Linked DNA regions of Homo sapiens: region 1 is linked to region 2. The links are chromatin loops, found by intact Hi-C in ENCODE. Cell type or tissue: dorsolateral prefrontal cortex. All regions are shown on one strand.

What was found. Hi-C counts contacts between places; a loop is a spot of excess contacts. Peaks named below come from ENCODE experiments on the same cell type or tissue, not always from the same donor. Only the 100,000 strongest peaks of a DNase experiment are listed, where the experiment ranks them.
Region 1: it touches region 2 in a loop (12-fold over the local background); 74 of 110 quality-filtered maps call a loop at or near these places.

What each region holds. Positions count from the first base shown.
Region 1 is chr15:91,220,495-91,228,494 of GRCh38, forward strand. SV2B (synaptic vesicle glycoprotein 2B) reads left to right here. Exons shown (of 13, transcript NM_001323032.3): 2 at 5,379-6,220. The coding sequence starts at 5,770. Among named protein-coding and RNA genes, the nearest start is that of SV2B, 120 kb to the left of the region's middle. In dorsolateral prefrontal cortex, CTCF peaks have their summits at 4,464 (motif pointing left) and 4,670; no DNase peak of the experiment used is centred here; H3K27ac peaks cover 501 bases.
Region 2 is chr15:91,052,116-91,060,115 of GRCh38, forward strand. No RefSeq gene overlaps it. Among named protein-coding and RNA genes, the nearest start is that of VPS33B-DT, 33 kb to the left of the region's middle. In dorsolateral prefrontal cortex, CTCF peaks have their summits at 3,923 and 4,122; a DNase peak (open chromatin) is centred at 3,956; H3K4me3 peaks cover 773 bases; H3K27ac peaks cover 448 bases.

The DNA.
Region 1 (8,000 bases), 170 kb after region 2:
CAGAACAGATTTTGGGAAGCATTACATCATTTGATTGTAATATTTTTAACTTTGTTTTCTGTGATATTTAGTAATAAGCAAGAGTTTGCTGCACAATGATTTTGAGTCATATAGCATAGATGCGGAGGCTAATAGAATGTAAAAGTTAAAGGAGGATGCTTAAGAGGTTAGCAGCATGGGAGGTAGTTGTTTTTAGGAGTAACTCAATATTTGTTTGTTTTTCTCTGTATGTGGTTTCCTAGCCCAGCCCTGATGGGCCCCAAATCTCATGGGGCATGAGGCTAGGCTCAAGCTTAGAACTTGGCTACATTTTAATTGTCAATACTTAGATAATAATCATAATTTTTATTTTTCATGTTTATTATTTTATTTTATTTTATTTTTTTGAGACAGGGGTCTCTCTCTTTCACCCAGGCTGGAGGGCAGTGACATGATCTTGGCTCACTGCAACCTCCGCCTCCTGGGATCAAGTGATCTTCCTTCCTCTGCCTCCTGAGGAGCTGGGATTACAGGTGTGTGCAACCATGCCTGGCTGACTTTTTGTATTTTTTTGTAGAGACAGGATTTCACCATGTTGCTCAGGCTGGTCTCAAACTCCTGGAATCAAGCAATCCTCCCACCTCAGCCTCCTAAAATACTGGGATTACAGGTGTGAGCCCTCATGCCCAGACAATAATTATGATGACCACAACAATAATAGCTATTAGATCGGATTTAAATTGATCACATCTGTACCAGACACTGTGCTGAGCACTCTTCATGGATGATCTCAACTGAATTCTCACAATGACCCTACTATAACCATTTTACAGATGAGGAAACTGGGGCACAGAGCAGTTAATAGCTTGCACGCAGGTAGTAGATGTGGCAGAGTCAGGATTGGAACCTGGACCCTCTAAGACCAGAGTCACTGTTGTACATCCCATAATCATACCAAAATGGTGGATCAGCCTGAAAAAATATTTTTTTTAAATCTTAATTACACAGGAATTATAGGATGCTGGAAAGGTTTCCAGTCCAGAATTTGGCTCCTTAGGGTCATCATTGTTCTAGTCACTCTCGGCCTTTCCTTCTCACCTGATAGGAAATGCACCACTTGTTCTCCTGTGGGAGTCCCCTTGTGTCTGTCCTTCCAGCCCCATGGCCACCACCTTTGTCCAGGCCTCACCTCACCTGTGGACTATTACCAAGCATGTGCGCACACACACACACACACACACACACACACACACGTGCATACATGAAAGCTTCTACCTGGTTTCATTGCCGTTAGATTTTTTATTAAAAACCAGGACCACATCCCCACCAGGAGGACCTTTCCAGAGCCCTGCCCTGCTGCACTGCACTGCTGTGTCCAGTTTAACAACCTTCACTGGCTCTCTTTTCTCAAAGAAAATTTCAAACCCTGAGCAGGGTATTCAGACTTGACTTCTGTTTCCTTCCGCATCATGTCTCCCATAACCTCCCACTCTTGGATCAACTGCTGTAGGCCACCTGGTCTCTTCATTCTGCCAAGACAAGCAAAGCCATCCTGCCTCCATGCCTCTGCATAGCCTTGTCCTCCAGCCTGCAGTGCCTTCCTCTCCATTGTTTGTTTCTCTGAGCCCTTTCCTGCCTTTGGACGTCCCCACTACCTCTAGGATACTATTTCAGCAGATCCCAGCCCCTAGGATCCCTCCTTCCTTTGGAACCCCTTGGAGAACAAATATTTGTGGCCCTGTGTCGTCTATCTAAGTTCTTCAGCCTCAGTCTTATTTTCTGTAAAATGGGCGCAATAATAGTCCCACCTCATACGGTCGTTGTGCAGGTTAAAAGATGTAAAGCACATGGTAAACTTAGCACAGACGCTGGCACGAAGCCTCAAAGCAAGTATTCAATAAATGAAAGATACTATTATTAATAATCAAGATTGTAATTTTTATTACCACACGATGCTTTGTGTTGTTTTAATCTAACTCTCTCATTAGGGGTAGATCTTCTGAGAATGGGGATCAAGTCATGTCATAGTCCTGTAATGCCTTCAGCATCAAGATCCCAGGACATGTTTGTTGAAGATGGGTGAGCAAACCCTAACCAAAGAGTTGGAAACTCAGTGTCAATGTGAGCTCTGCCAGCGACTCTGCGTGTGACCTTGACTTATCTTCTTGGCGTCTTAGTTTCTTTCACTCTGTATCATCCCTAACATTCTGTTTGAACGTGGATTTCAAAGCCAAGCCCTGATATTGATTCTCTGTGTTAATTTGGGCACATTTTTCAATCTTCTTAGTCCTCAGTTTCTTAATCTGTGTAACGGAGAGAACAATCTTGTTTTACCATTGGCTGTAAGAATAAATGAGGTATTGCTTATAAAATGCTCACCTTAGTACTCAATTCAGTTGCACTTGTGGTTGTTTTATCATAGCTGTTTGATGTTGTTATTTCATAAACACTAGGCTTGTTGAATGTATTCGTTTCCTGGGCCTGTCATAAAAAATATTTGTTTCATACCTCTGGAGCTTAGATGTTCAGAATCAGGGTGTCAACACAGTTGATTCCTTCTGAGAGCTGTGAGAGAGAATCTGTTGCAGGTTGGGAAGCCTTAGGCTTGTAGATGGCATTTGTCTTGGGTCTTCACTTTGTCTTCCTTTTGAGCGTGTCTGTCTCTGTGTCCTTTTGTGAAGACACCAGTCATATTGGATTAGGAGCCATCCGAATGATCTCATCTTAACTTGATTACCTCTGGAAAGACTCTATTTCCAAATAAGATCACATTTTGAGGTGCCGGCAGTCAGAACTTCAACATACCTTCACGCTATAGGGACACAATTCAGCCAGTACCATTGAAAATGATTAATAGTTGTGTTTCTTAAATGAAATAGAAATGAACACTCACTGGACAGTGATTCCCCTTTACTCCACTGCACTTGACATTCACAGCAGGTCTTTTAACTGAATCAGGTGAGTGGAGTTAGTTTTGACGAAGATCCTCTTCTTTCTGCAAAGCAGCTCCCAGAACCTTTGCCCTGGGTGGTGAGTCCCACAAGTGCTTTTGGAATTGCAAGTCTATCATTTCTGGTTCACGACGTTGTTATAGGGCCCCCAGGATGGAAATAACACACCAGATCTCAGTCAGGTGGCGTTCTTTCCATGTTTTTATAGCGCTCTGCAAACTCTCCTGCTGTTTACATGTGACTTATATTCCGCCGGTGGTCCCTAAATAGATGTAATAAAAACAGATTTAGAATATTAATCTGACGTGGTTCAGGCCAACATGGTCTAATAGAAATTTATTTACTGGAGATGGTGAAAAATCGGAAAGAGTAGAGTGCGAATCATTTCTTAGTAAGTATTTCTTGCTGGCTTCTTTGGCACTGTTTCTCAAAGTGCAGTCCTGGATTCCGTGTGTTATTTGTGGAAAATGCAGATTGCAGGGCCCTGCCCTATCCTGCAGATTCAGTGTCTTTCAGGGAGGGGTCCTGGAATTGGCATTTCTGTTGAGCCGCCCACGTTCTGAGTGGTGCTTCACCCTGTAATGTTTGAGAACCACTGGTTTCCATCCTCTCAGAAGGAAATGCATTGTATTGTCTGAGTCAGATGGGTTTCAGTGCTGGAGTCTGTCCAGGGCTGAAGACCAGGAGGGCCAGGAAGCAGGTGTGGGGCAGAGGGCCCAGGGATGGGCTGTGGGCAGAGGGAGGAGTCAAGTAGCCATGGTGAGGACAAATGTATCCAATCCTTTGTGAGGTGACATCTGCTGAGCATGCTGAAAGGACAGTGGATTTCAGGTGTGACAGGGAGGCCTGTAAAGGTTGATGGGGTCTGTACTGTGGGCAGGTGGTTTGACCTGGGGCGTGAGTCTCTGGTAGCCTCAATGTGTGAGGTCCGAGCATTATCCCTATCAGAGGGTCCAGCAGCTGGGAGCACTGGGGTGGGGTAGGGGGTGTAGGAGGGGCTGACGCCTAGCCCTGAGGGGCTACTCAGTGAGGCGGGGCCTCAGAGCCACTTGGAGAGAGCTGTGGGCAAATCTGGATTTCTGAGCTTGAAGCAGCCCTTCTTCATTACGCTCTGGGAATCTGTATTTTTAAAGCTCCCCAGGTGATTTAATGTGACAGTCCCTCGGGGTAGCATCTGGGAAGTATGAGGACATTGGAACGAGCTGGCTTTGGGACCAGTGACCTGGTCCTAATGCTGTGACCTTGATCGCGTTACTAACCCACTCGGAGACAGTTTGATTATCTCTCAAATGAAGATACAGATGATTTTTTTTCTTTCTTTTTTTGCTGTTGTGGGAATTACAGATAAGAGATGTGATACACTCAGCACATGTTCTGGCACACAGTAGGCCACAATAAATGGTGGCCCCAAGCCTTGTGAAACCTGAGATTCTAGGCACAATGAGAATCCACTGGGCAAAGGAGTCAACAGAGGGACTCTGATTGGAATTGGGATATAGGATGAGATCTTGGCTCTAGACAACATTGCCTCCTGGTGTCCAGAATTGGAACTAGGGGAAAAAAAAGAAGCAACACTCATGTCAAGGCTTAAATAGTATTTACCCGTGCAGACCAGGCACGATTCTAAGTACTTTATGCACAACCTTATGAATTAAGTACTATTGTTATCCCATTTTATACAGGAGAAAATTGAGGCTTGGAAAGATGCGTGTATGGTCACATGGACCATTGTGCAGCAGAATTGAGTTTCAGACCCAGGTCATCTGGCTGTATCCTCAGCCCCCTGTTCCTGCCTGTTTAAGCCTCATATGAGGACAGAGTGGCCTTTGAACCACAATGCTGAGTCTCAAAAGTAAGCTGGGATTCAAGAAAAATGTTTCCGGCTATTTTTTTTGGCCATACATTTCTAGATGTTAAATCGTACAGCCACTTCACGACAAAGTTAGAAAAGCGGCATTTTCGTAGCAGAAACAGCTATAATAACCTCCACTATTGCCAAAGGCTTGATAAGTTCTAACAGAAAATCCATAATACAAAATTGTCTTAGAGTATAAATCCCTTGACCACTTTATATTTCATTCTTGCATAACATTTTTATTTTATTTTATTTTATTTTTTTATTATTATACTTTAAGTTCTAGGGTACATGTGCACAACGTGCAGGTTCGTTACATATGTATACATGTGCCATGCTGGTTTGCTGCACCCATTTCATGGGTCAATTAGAGCTTCAAAGGGCCTCTCTGACCACGGTTCCTTCTCCTTTAGCCTCCACTCTCACCGATTCAATCCTCATTCAGTTGATAGAAATTTGAATGTCTGATAAGATTTCTCCCACCTTACACATGAGGCATTGGCATTACCAAATATATTGGCTTAATTCTGAGAGTATTTTGTTAGAATTTCAACCTTTGTAAATTCTTCTCTATCCCTTCTCTCTGTTCTCAGAGCATAACCTTCGGTGGCAGGACAAATCAGGCCAGCACGCAGTCTGCCAAGTCCTGCTCGCTCCCTGTCAAGAAAAACAGCTGGATCCATTTCTAATCAACACTTCCCAACGCAACACTTCTGAGTCTCTGAAGGAGACCAGAGCTTGAAACTTTCCAGACTTCCAACAGACATCGAGTGCAAAAGGATATTTAGGTTGTCTTTGCACAAATCTGGTTGATTTGAGAGATAAAGGGGGGGGGAACCAGTGTGACTTTCACCTAAGAAGTCACATGAACATATTTCACATTTGAACTACATAATGAATGATGGTTATTGAAATAGCCCAAACCTCTACCACAGAGCGAGGGATATAGCTCAAGGGGCAACCAGGCAGTCGCAGAACCAAGGAATGGATGACTACAAGTATCAGGACAATTATGGGGGCTATGCTCCCAGTGATGGCTATTACCGCGGCAATGAGTCCAACCCAGAAGAAGATGCACAGAGTGATGTCACCGAAGGCCATGATGAGGAAGACGAGATCTATGAGGGCGAGTACCAGGGTATCCCTCACCCAGATGATGTCAAGGCCAAGCAGGCCAAGATGGCGCCCTCCAGAATGGACAGCCTTCGGGGCCAGACAGACCTGATGGCTGAGAGGCTGGAAGATGAGGAGCAGTTGGCCCACCAGTACGAGACCATCATGGATGAGTGTGGCCATGGCCGCTTCCAGTGGATCCTCTTTTTCGTCTTGGGTTTGGCCCTGATGGCCGATGGGGTGGAAGTGTTCGTGGTGAGTTTTGCCCTGCCCAGTGCAGAGAAGGACATGTGTCTGTCCAGTTCCAAAAAAGGAATGCTAGGTAAGTGGAAATTTCCAATGATCCCTCCAATGAAAGGGAAGGAGAAGTAAAATTTATCTAGTATCTGTCACTATTAGGCACTTTAAATATATCACAATGTACCCATTTTGCTGTGAAGGAATTTTTGTCTTAGAGAAATCAATTGATTGACTTAAGTTTGCACAGCTAATAAGTATTGGAGCTTAGGTTTCTATTGAGGTCTATCTGACTTCTGAGCTCTTAGTTTGCTTTCCAGATCTTGTTGCCTCCTTGAGAGTCAGATTTCTTTCTTCTTCATGTTAAACCTTCTTCGATGTCCAAATGACAAATACATTTTGGGAGTGGCAAATGTGGGAGTGGCAAATTAAACCTTCTTCCATGTCCAAATGACAAATACATTTGGGAAGAGATCTCTGGCTGGTCTCTTCCACTTGGTCCTTCTCTCTGTGTCTTTCCAGAGTCCGATGGTGTCTGTTCCTGGTTTCTCATGTACATAAATGTTAGTAGGCTGAATGCCCACATACCCTGGGGATGAATGGTGGGCTTAAGCACACCCGTGGAGTCCCTGCAGGCTGTTGGGAACCATGCTGTGAAGCACAGATGGATTCTGCAGGATAGAGGACCAGCTTTGCAAATCAATTAAGAGATCAGCACCATCAGAGCCAAGCATCAGCATCAGGCTGAGGCAGAGAGGATTTGTGAAATTAGAGAGACGGTGTGCACAAATGGTGTGATGTAGAAAAGATTCATCATCATATGGACAAGCATTTGTCTTTAGTCACCAAATGTCCTGAAAAATGTATCTACCCTCTAAATTTAGAGTCTATGAAATTAATTGTGCAGCAAACATGTAGTTATGAGAACTAACTATAAGTCAAATTCTCATTCAAGACCAGGACATGCTTATGACCCTCAAGAGCTCAAAATCTATCTAGCAATTCAGCTCCTTCATTCAACAAATATCTTTTATTGGTTTACCTTATGCTAGACTCTGTGCTCAGGATCTGGGAAGAAAATAGCTTTTGTCTCTCAAATAATTTGCATGTAGTTGAACAAACAGACATTAACAAACACAGAGAATTATTTGGTTACTGTAGGGACAGTCTCTATGAAATACCTGGTGCGATTCAGGTCCCCGATACTTGCTATAGAGCAAGAGCTAGCAAACAGTTCTGTAAAGACCCAGATAGTAAATATTGTAGACCTTGCAGACCCAGATGGTCTCTGTCACAATCACTCAACTCTGTCACTGTAGCACAATAGCAGCTTTGAACAACACGTAAACAAATGGGCTGTGTTCCAATTAGACTTTATTTACAAAAAAATGGTCAGTGGGCCAGATTTAGCCTGCGGGCTGCAGTTTGCAATCCCCTGATTTAGGGCCACTGTAAATAAAATTGAGATATAAAATAAAGAACCTCTGCATAAAAAATTGTCCCTGGGGGCTCTTAAAAATGGTTTTACACGTTTGTGTTTAACTAAAGGGCCATTTGAAATGATTAGAACTGTGTCAGATATAACCCTGAGGGCACCAAAAGAGACAGAGTATATGCAAACAGAAGAAAGGGCTTGAGAAGCAAAGATATCACCTGGAGTTTTTAAACACCAACATAATTTTAGTGTAGTTCTTTTTCATATTAAAAAATTCTGCTACCTGCTTTTAAGTATAAATAATAGATTTTTTTTTCAAAGGACAAAACCAAGCAACCAACAAACAACCAACAAAAACCAAAGACCCCAAACAAAACAAAACCATCTCCAACTGATGTAAACATTTCTGAGACATTAATTTGTTTTGCAG
Region 2 (8,000 bases):
GTATCTCTTTGAATTCCTTCTTTCCATTCTTTGGGGTATATGCCCATAAGTGCTGCAGCAGCTTCCTGAGTACATTTCAGGCTGTGGGTGTTTTCTTCATTTGAATACCCCTTGCATTTTGGCTACTTACCATGGTTACCTACTGATGTGGTTTGGACTGAATGTTCCTGCACAAATCTCACGCCAAATAGTAATCCCCAGTGTTTGAGGCGGGGCCTGGTGGGAGGTGATTGGATCATGCAGGTGGGTTATATCCAGTTATATCAGTCCTTCTCCAGTTATATCACCATTTTTGTTCCTCAGTTGTTACCAGCTTAACCTTTCTCATTTCGTTAATTATTGACGCTATCACTTCTTTCCCCATTTTGTACCATAAATGGTTTAGCACCACCCTTTTGGTGCTGTATTGGTGATAGAGTTCTCACGAGATCTGGTGGTTTAAAAGTAAGTAGCACCCCCGTCCCCCACCCCATCTCTGTTCTTCCAGAGGCTGTTTGAAGTGCCTCTGTCTCCCTTCACCTTCCGCCACGATTGGAAGCTTCCTGAAGCCTTCCCAGAAACAGAAGCCAGTATGCTTGCTGTACAGCCTGCAGAACCACGAACCAATTAAACCTCTTTTCTTTATAAATTACCCAGACTCAGGTATTTCTTTATCACAGTGTGAGAACCGATTAATACACTCACCCACCAAGGGCACTCCTTTTTCCTTTCTAGGATAGCTATAGGCTTAAATAAATGGTTCTCCATTTCTAAAGATTTTGGGCAGGGTAAAGAGTCTGTTCTCAGACTCCTGGACTGTAAGACTCAGTTCAAATGTCCCTGTCTCTGTTGTCTTCCCTGACCAATCCCTAGTGACTGAGTGCCCGTCTCCTTTTCACTGCGGGTCCACTGTGTTCTCTTCAGGTGCAGTGTTGCTGCTTTTGTTTAGAGTCCATCTTCCTCATGAGACTGTGAACCCCTTGAGGGAGAAGATTGTGCTTTGTCTTTGATCTGCTGTATTGTACATAGTGAACAGTGTCTGTTTTCAAATTTTAAGTTAATTTAAACAACATCTTTAATGGCCGGGCGTGGTTGTTCACCCCTATAATCCCAGCACTTTGGGAGGCTGAGACAGGCAGATCACTTGAAGCCAGGACTTCAAGACCAGACTGGCCAACATGGTGAAACCCTGTCTCTACTAAAAATACAAAAATTAGCCGGGTATAGTGGTGCACGCCTGTAATCACAGCTAATCGGGATGCTGAGGTAAGGAGAATCGCTTGAACCCAGCAGGTGGAGGTTGCAGTGAGCCGAGACCGTGCCACTGCACTCCAGCCTGGGCGACAGAGTGAAACTCTGTCTAAACAAAAACAAAAACAAAAAAACACACACAAAAAAATCACCAAATTTTAATAATTATATACAGTTAAAAAAAGTCAAACAAATAAAAGGTTTATAAACCTTAACTTCCCCCTCCTAGTCTTAGTACTGCTCTTCAGAAGGAAACACCTCTGTTTCAATTTTTAGTCCTCTGACTCTGAGTGTTAATTAGCTTCTCTAAGTAGTAAAGTTGTACTACTACACCACCAACCCTGTAGGGCTTTATCTACTGGTTTCTGCTGTGGTTGATGAGAATTTAGTTCACCTGTACCACCACCCACCTTTCCTGCTCCAACTGGTTCCAAGCCTTCACCCCTCCCTAACCCCAGGCCCACTGCCATGTGACTTTGCAGCCCTGCCCACTTGTGTATCCCCAGATTTTGACTTTGGGCTTAGCCACGTGATATGCTTTAGATAATGGGATGTTCTCAGGTATGATGTAAGTAGGGGTTAGAAAAGTGCTTGTGGGCCAGGTGCGGTGGCTCATGCCTGTAATCCTAGCACTTTGGAAGGCCGAGGCAGGTGGATCACTTGAGACAAGGAGTTCAAGGCCAGCCTGGCCAACATGGTGAAACCCTGTCTCTACTAAACATATAAAAATTAGCCGGGCATGGTGGCACATGCCTGTAATCCCAGCTACTTGGGAGGCTGAGGCAGGAGAATCACCTGGACCCGAAAGGCAGAGGTTGCAGTGAGCCATGATTGCGCCGCTGCACTCCAGCCTGGGCAACTGTGTGAAAGAGTGAGACCCTGTCTCAAAAACAAAAGAGAGAGAGAAAAAAGAAAAGTGCTTGTGCAGTAGGGTCTGTTCTGTTGTACCTCTGTCATCATCTGGCTAGCCTGCTGGTCTTGGGAGGAGCATAGAAAATGTAGGGCAACACCATCCCAGTCACTTATAGACTCATATACAGAAGCAAAGCAATCTGGCCAGACCCAGCGTAGATCAGTTGAATTATAGTATGTCTGCAGATGGATGAACAATCATAAATGACTGTTGTATCAAGCCACTGAATTTTTGGGTACTTTGTGATGCAGCAGTAGCTAACCAATACATACCACAATCTACCTTCCCAGCCCCCCTCTTCCTTCTCCAGTTATATCATCATTTTTGTTCCTCAGTTGTTACCAGTTTGACCTTTCTCATTCCATTAATTATTGATGGTATCTCTTCTCTCCCCATTTTGTATCATAAGTTTATTTTCACTCCTCTTCCTTCCACCTCCACTCACCACTTTCCTGATTTCATCAGGAAATTCCAACAGCTGATTTCCATCAGGAAATTCCAACAGCTGATTTTTGTCAGCTACATCTTAGCTTTTACACAGAGACGTCTGATTTAATTAACATTTTGCTTTGTAACAGAATTTTTGGACACCTGGTGCTTTCTGAGTCCATAAGGTTTCCATGGAGGAAAATTGACAAAAGATTCTTTCAGAGAAAACCCACAATTTCCCATTAACTAGTTTAGTGTGTTTTCCTTCCTTGCAACCAAATCATCCCAGATTAGTATACCCTCAGTCCCATCAAAGCTCCTGGGGACCAAAATGTCAGCAGCAGTAAGACAGAACGGCAGGATGAGACTTATTTGCATTGAGTTATGTTGGGTTGTTAGCTGCGGTAATAAAACCCTGGGATGTTTCCTCTCTGACAACTCTTTCTATTGTCACAAACATTTGTGCTAGTAGCAGATGGATAGGTCACATCAATTTAATGTAACTACTGTACTTTACAAGGCTCTGTCTTCATTAACAAAGATCAATTAAACCAAGATCGGCATTATGCCCAGGAAATCAGTGTGACATTTAACAAGAAGGATATTCTCGATGGACACACTTTGCCATAATTTTTTTTTAACACATATAATAAAAAATTGGAGGTGAAAACGAGTAGATATTTTGTAAGGTTTAGGCTGGAGATGGTGATGTTGGAACCTGGAATTCTCAATTGGTAGGAATGCTATCCTTGGGTTTGAGGAATCTCAGATCTTTCCTGACCCCTCCACACCTACATGGGCCAGAGAGTGTAATGAGGGACCCTTCCCTTCTGCGGACATTCATTCCTTTATTTCCCCCATATTCTCTGGAATCATGAAAAGAACCTGGATTTGAGAGTAGACAGTTTTACATTTGAGCGGCCACTTTACCATGACTTTGCAAGTGGAACTTGGGCAAGTTCCTTAATGTTTCTGATCTTCAGTTTCCTCAAATAAGGAAAATAAATAAATGCCTAATAGGTTCTGCTGTGAAGAGTCAATGAGCAAAGCATCTCATATGCCTGAGTCATAGAGAGCACATAACAAAAGATAGCTCGTTTTATTCTTATTATTCATCACCTTGAGACACATATTTATCTTAATATTTAACTTAGCTCACTTTATTATCCCATACCATTTGTAGTGAGAATGTATTTTTCCCCTGCTATCCTTTCTTCTGTGATAACTCCAACGTCTCTCCTCCCTCAGGGATATTCCTTGATTCTTGGATGCTGTCTCCTCCAGCAGAGAAAACCGGAAGACAAGGGTGTCCCAGAGTTTTGGCTGTTGTTGCTTGTCCTAACACACGATGGCACTGTTGAAACAGGCAATCTTGCCATTGGGTGCCATCCTCCCGGTACAATGCCCAGGGATCTTAGGGAACCAGGCAGGCACCTGCGTGGAATATAGAGATCCGGCAGCAGCTGCTACAGCCCATCTCAGCCTTGTGGAGAGATCACTTTTATTTAAGTACGGCTTGTGATGGAAACAGACCTGCAAGCCTATTGTGTGTGCAGGAGGGATCCTCACCCTGGTGTACCCGCCCGTGTCTGAGACTCAGTCCCACTTCCTTGTTTAATTGCTCTGAGCTTTGAGTTGACACATCCAGAAGCTCCATGATAAGTGATTTCTCTCCATGCAGACAGCTACCGTCATACTCAAGTAATTCGCATTCTCCTCTCTGGCAGTATTCACGTGCAGGTTCCTGCCACAAAGACGCCCTTGTAGGGAACCAGCTCTGAATAAAGCTTGGAAAACTCACACCTCCCTGGGCACATCTCTGCCCAGATGAGTTCCTTGGACCTGCATGTTTCTGCCCACACTCATGAAACCTGGTCTGGAATTAGCTGTCAGCGCTGAAGGAATGTTGGCGTAAACATCACTCGTCCACTTTCACCTTTTAACCAAATCTCAGGACTTTAAATGCATTGAGGGTGTTTGCCATGGGAAGGAGGGGCATGAAGAGATACCCAAGATAAATGGTTTAATCGAGAAAACAAATTGGCAAACTAGATGTATAACATGATCCCATTTCCCTGTTTTTTCTTTTGCACTTCTCTATTGTCTGAATTTAATGTATTTTACAAAGTGTATGAATTAGTTTTACATATAGGAAAACATGACAAAGATTTAAAAAACCACCCTATTCTGCCAGCAAGTTGGTTGGAAATAGAGGCTTCAACTGAAAGAAAAAAGTAGGGGGATAATGTGGGGTCTTTATCAGTATTGCTTTTGGAAAAATTGAAAAATCATCAAAATTATTTTTTCTAGTGATATATGACCCAGAATCAAATTTTAAAAGATTCTTTCTTTCTTCCTTCCTTCCTTTCTTTCTCTCTCTTTCTTTTCTTTCTTTCTCTTTCTTTTTCTTTCTTTCTCTCTTTCTCTCTCCCTCCCTCCCTCCTTTCCTTCTTTCTTTCTTTCTTTCTTTCTTTCTTTCTTTCTTTCTTTCTTTCTTTCTTTCTCTTTCTTTCTTTCCTTTCTTTCTCTTCTCCTCTTCCTTCCCCTCTCCTCTCCTCCCCTCCCCTCCCCTTCTCTTCCCTATCTTTCCCTTCCCTTCCCTATCCTTCTGTTCCCTTCCCTATCCTTTCTTTTCCTTCTTTCTGCAGTCTCACTCTGTCACCCAGGCTGGATGAAGTGCAGTGGCACGATCTCGGCTCACTGCAAACTCCTCCTCTTAGGTTCAAGCAATTCTCCTACCTCAGCCTCCATAGTAGCTGGGACAAAATTATCTTTTAAATCAGCACAAAACAAAATTGATAAGGTAATATAAAAGCATATTGTGAGCTGGCCTTTGCTTCCTTAAAATGATTTCTGAAGAGATCAAAACAATTTCAAGGAACAGGCATAGTGGCTCACGCCTGTAATCCCAGCACGTTGGGAGGCTGAGGTGGGAGGATTGCTTGAGCCCAGAAGTTTGAGAACAGCCTGGGCAACACAGTGGGACCCCATCTCTACAAAAAATAAAAAAACTAGCTGGGCATGGTAGTGTGTGCCTGTAATCTCAGCTACTCAGGAGGCTGAGGCAGGAGGAGCGCTTGAAGCCTGGCATGTCGAGGCTGCAGTGAGCTGAGATTGTGCCACTGCACTCTAGCCTGAGTGACAGGCAAGACCCTGTCTCGAACAAAACAAAACAAAACAACACAAAACAAAACAAAAGAAAACACCAGTATCAAGGTCTAACAGTAACCATACACTAAGGACAACAGCAGAATCAGGCAAGAGCAAATGGTGTTTCTATGTACTTGTGGCCAAGAAAGATTTCTGTGCTTTCTTTTCATGTAGGCTTCCTTCTTCTGTTTTTACTTTTGATCAAGTGGTTTATATTTGATTATGCCTCCACAATGTAGAGCGTCTGAGCAGCATCTCTCTATTTAGTTAGAGATTAAAAACTGAAGAGATGAAGGAAATTGACATTTAATGAATATCAACTGGTACTGAGCACTGGGCCAGTGACTTTACTGCCTTTATGGCGCAGAAGCCTATGTCCAAGAGGGGTTAAGAGCAAATTCAAAGCTGTTGGCTTTTGAAGACACTTGACCCTTGGATCCTGCATCTGTGAACTTGGGAACTGCAAATATGTATACTTCTTTATGGAAGGGAAGAATTCAAATTTTTCCAAATATATATTCAAGTCTATTTTAGCTGCATATGTTTTCTGTATTAATTGGGTGATGTTAGCTGCTATAGTAGATTAACACCACTTCTCAAGGATTAACACGAACAAACATATTTCTCTCTTAGTTTCCTGGTCCATACTGATTGGCTACTCAGAGCCCAGGTGCCTTCATCCTGTGGCTCTGCCCTCTGCTAAGTTCCCAGAGTTATTTTCATTCAGCAGATGGGTCAGGGAGAGTGACTGTGTGGAAGACACGTATGTTTCTTAGTCATTTTGACCTGCAGGAGACAACAGCACAGCATCATTCCCTTGGTGAGAGCTAGTCCTGCCTAGAACTGGGGCTGGGCAGCCCCTTCCCACAACGACTGTGCACGGTGGAAGGGATCAGTTATCTTTGATGGTCAGCCAATCGTTTCTACACGGGTATACTCATGACTCAAATCAACGATTCTGGAAAAATGTAATTTTTAATGTCCTCAAAGTCACTTTCCAACTTCAGCAGTGAAAATGGCAAGAAAGAGAGGTCATTTGGAGTCCACTCAGAGAGAAGGTCGAGATTCAGATCAGGCGTTCTGGAGCTTCCTGTTTGTATTTGCACAAGCAAACTATCTCCAGACCCAGTATCTCCTCAGCAGGTTGGTCAGAGAGCAGGCAGAAGCATATCTATCTGTCAACAAATTCTTTAAAAAGGTAAAATTCCTCAATGGATTGTAGTAACGCAAATGTAATATATGTTTCCAAATATTGTTAGTGTAATTGGACACCCATTTGTGTGAGAAGTAGCTATACTTTTAATATGCTGCTGGTGGAATTTTTAATTGGTTTAGCCATTGAGAGAACACACTGGCATCATATCTTAGAGTTGAAAATGGAGGCATCCTATGACCCAGCAATTCCATCTGTACCATTGATAAGGATTTTTTTTTTCCCAATCAGCAACCCTGGATGACCAAATAATGCAAACAACTGCGTGTATGAATGACTCCGAGTGGTTTCATTTTTTTGACAAGATGATATCTTAAGAGCAGGAAAAAATCGACCAAGTTCTTATGAGAGAGAAATAAATTCTTCCAGCATGCTGCTATCAGTAGCTGAACATGCACATTGGCAGCAAGTTCTAAATGATGGAGACCATCACGCTGTTTGCCTCACGGACATTCTCTGAGCAAGTCTATTCAAAAGTCAGAATTTGATCAGGTAAAGGTATCTGTGCAAAGAAGAATCAATGCAGTACTATCTCACGTAGTCTCATGGGATGGAAAACATGAGAAGGAATCAACTTTACAGTGATATTTTAACCAGTATCTATATATTTTTATCAACAGAAGTATTGATTCAAGTAGAATGGAAATGTTGTAGAATGTATCTGTTGTAGGAAAAGTGGAGATTTGTAGGTAATATTTTGCTTCTCAGACTGGCTATTTGAGTGACATGATAGGAACACAGGGGGTCACCATCGTGGCAGATGTAGCAAATTTTGTTTTATATTGTCACTTATCTGAGAACTTTCCCTCTTCAGAAGTACAAACGTATAGAAAATAAAATAGGCTTCTGAGCAACAGAAATATGTCACAGACATTATGAGCTGAACTTATGAAGGCTTCTGTGAGATTTCCTCAAAATATCACGCCAAGCTTATTTTCTATTTATTTTCTTATGTTTTTGTCTGATAAGCCTGGCTAGCTCTTTCCTCCTTTGAGCAGCACTGTAAGATGTAGCATATTAGAAATGTGTCTGTGTGCATGAAAAAATGCTCATCATCACTGGCCA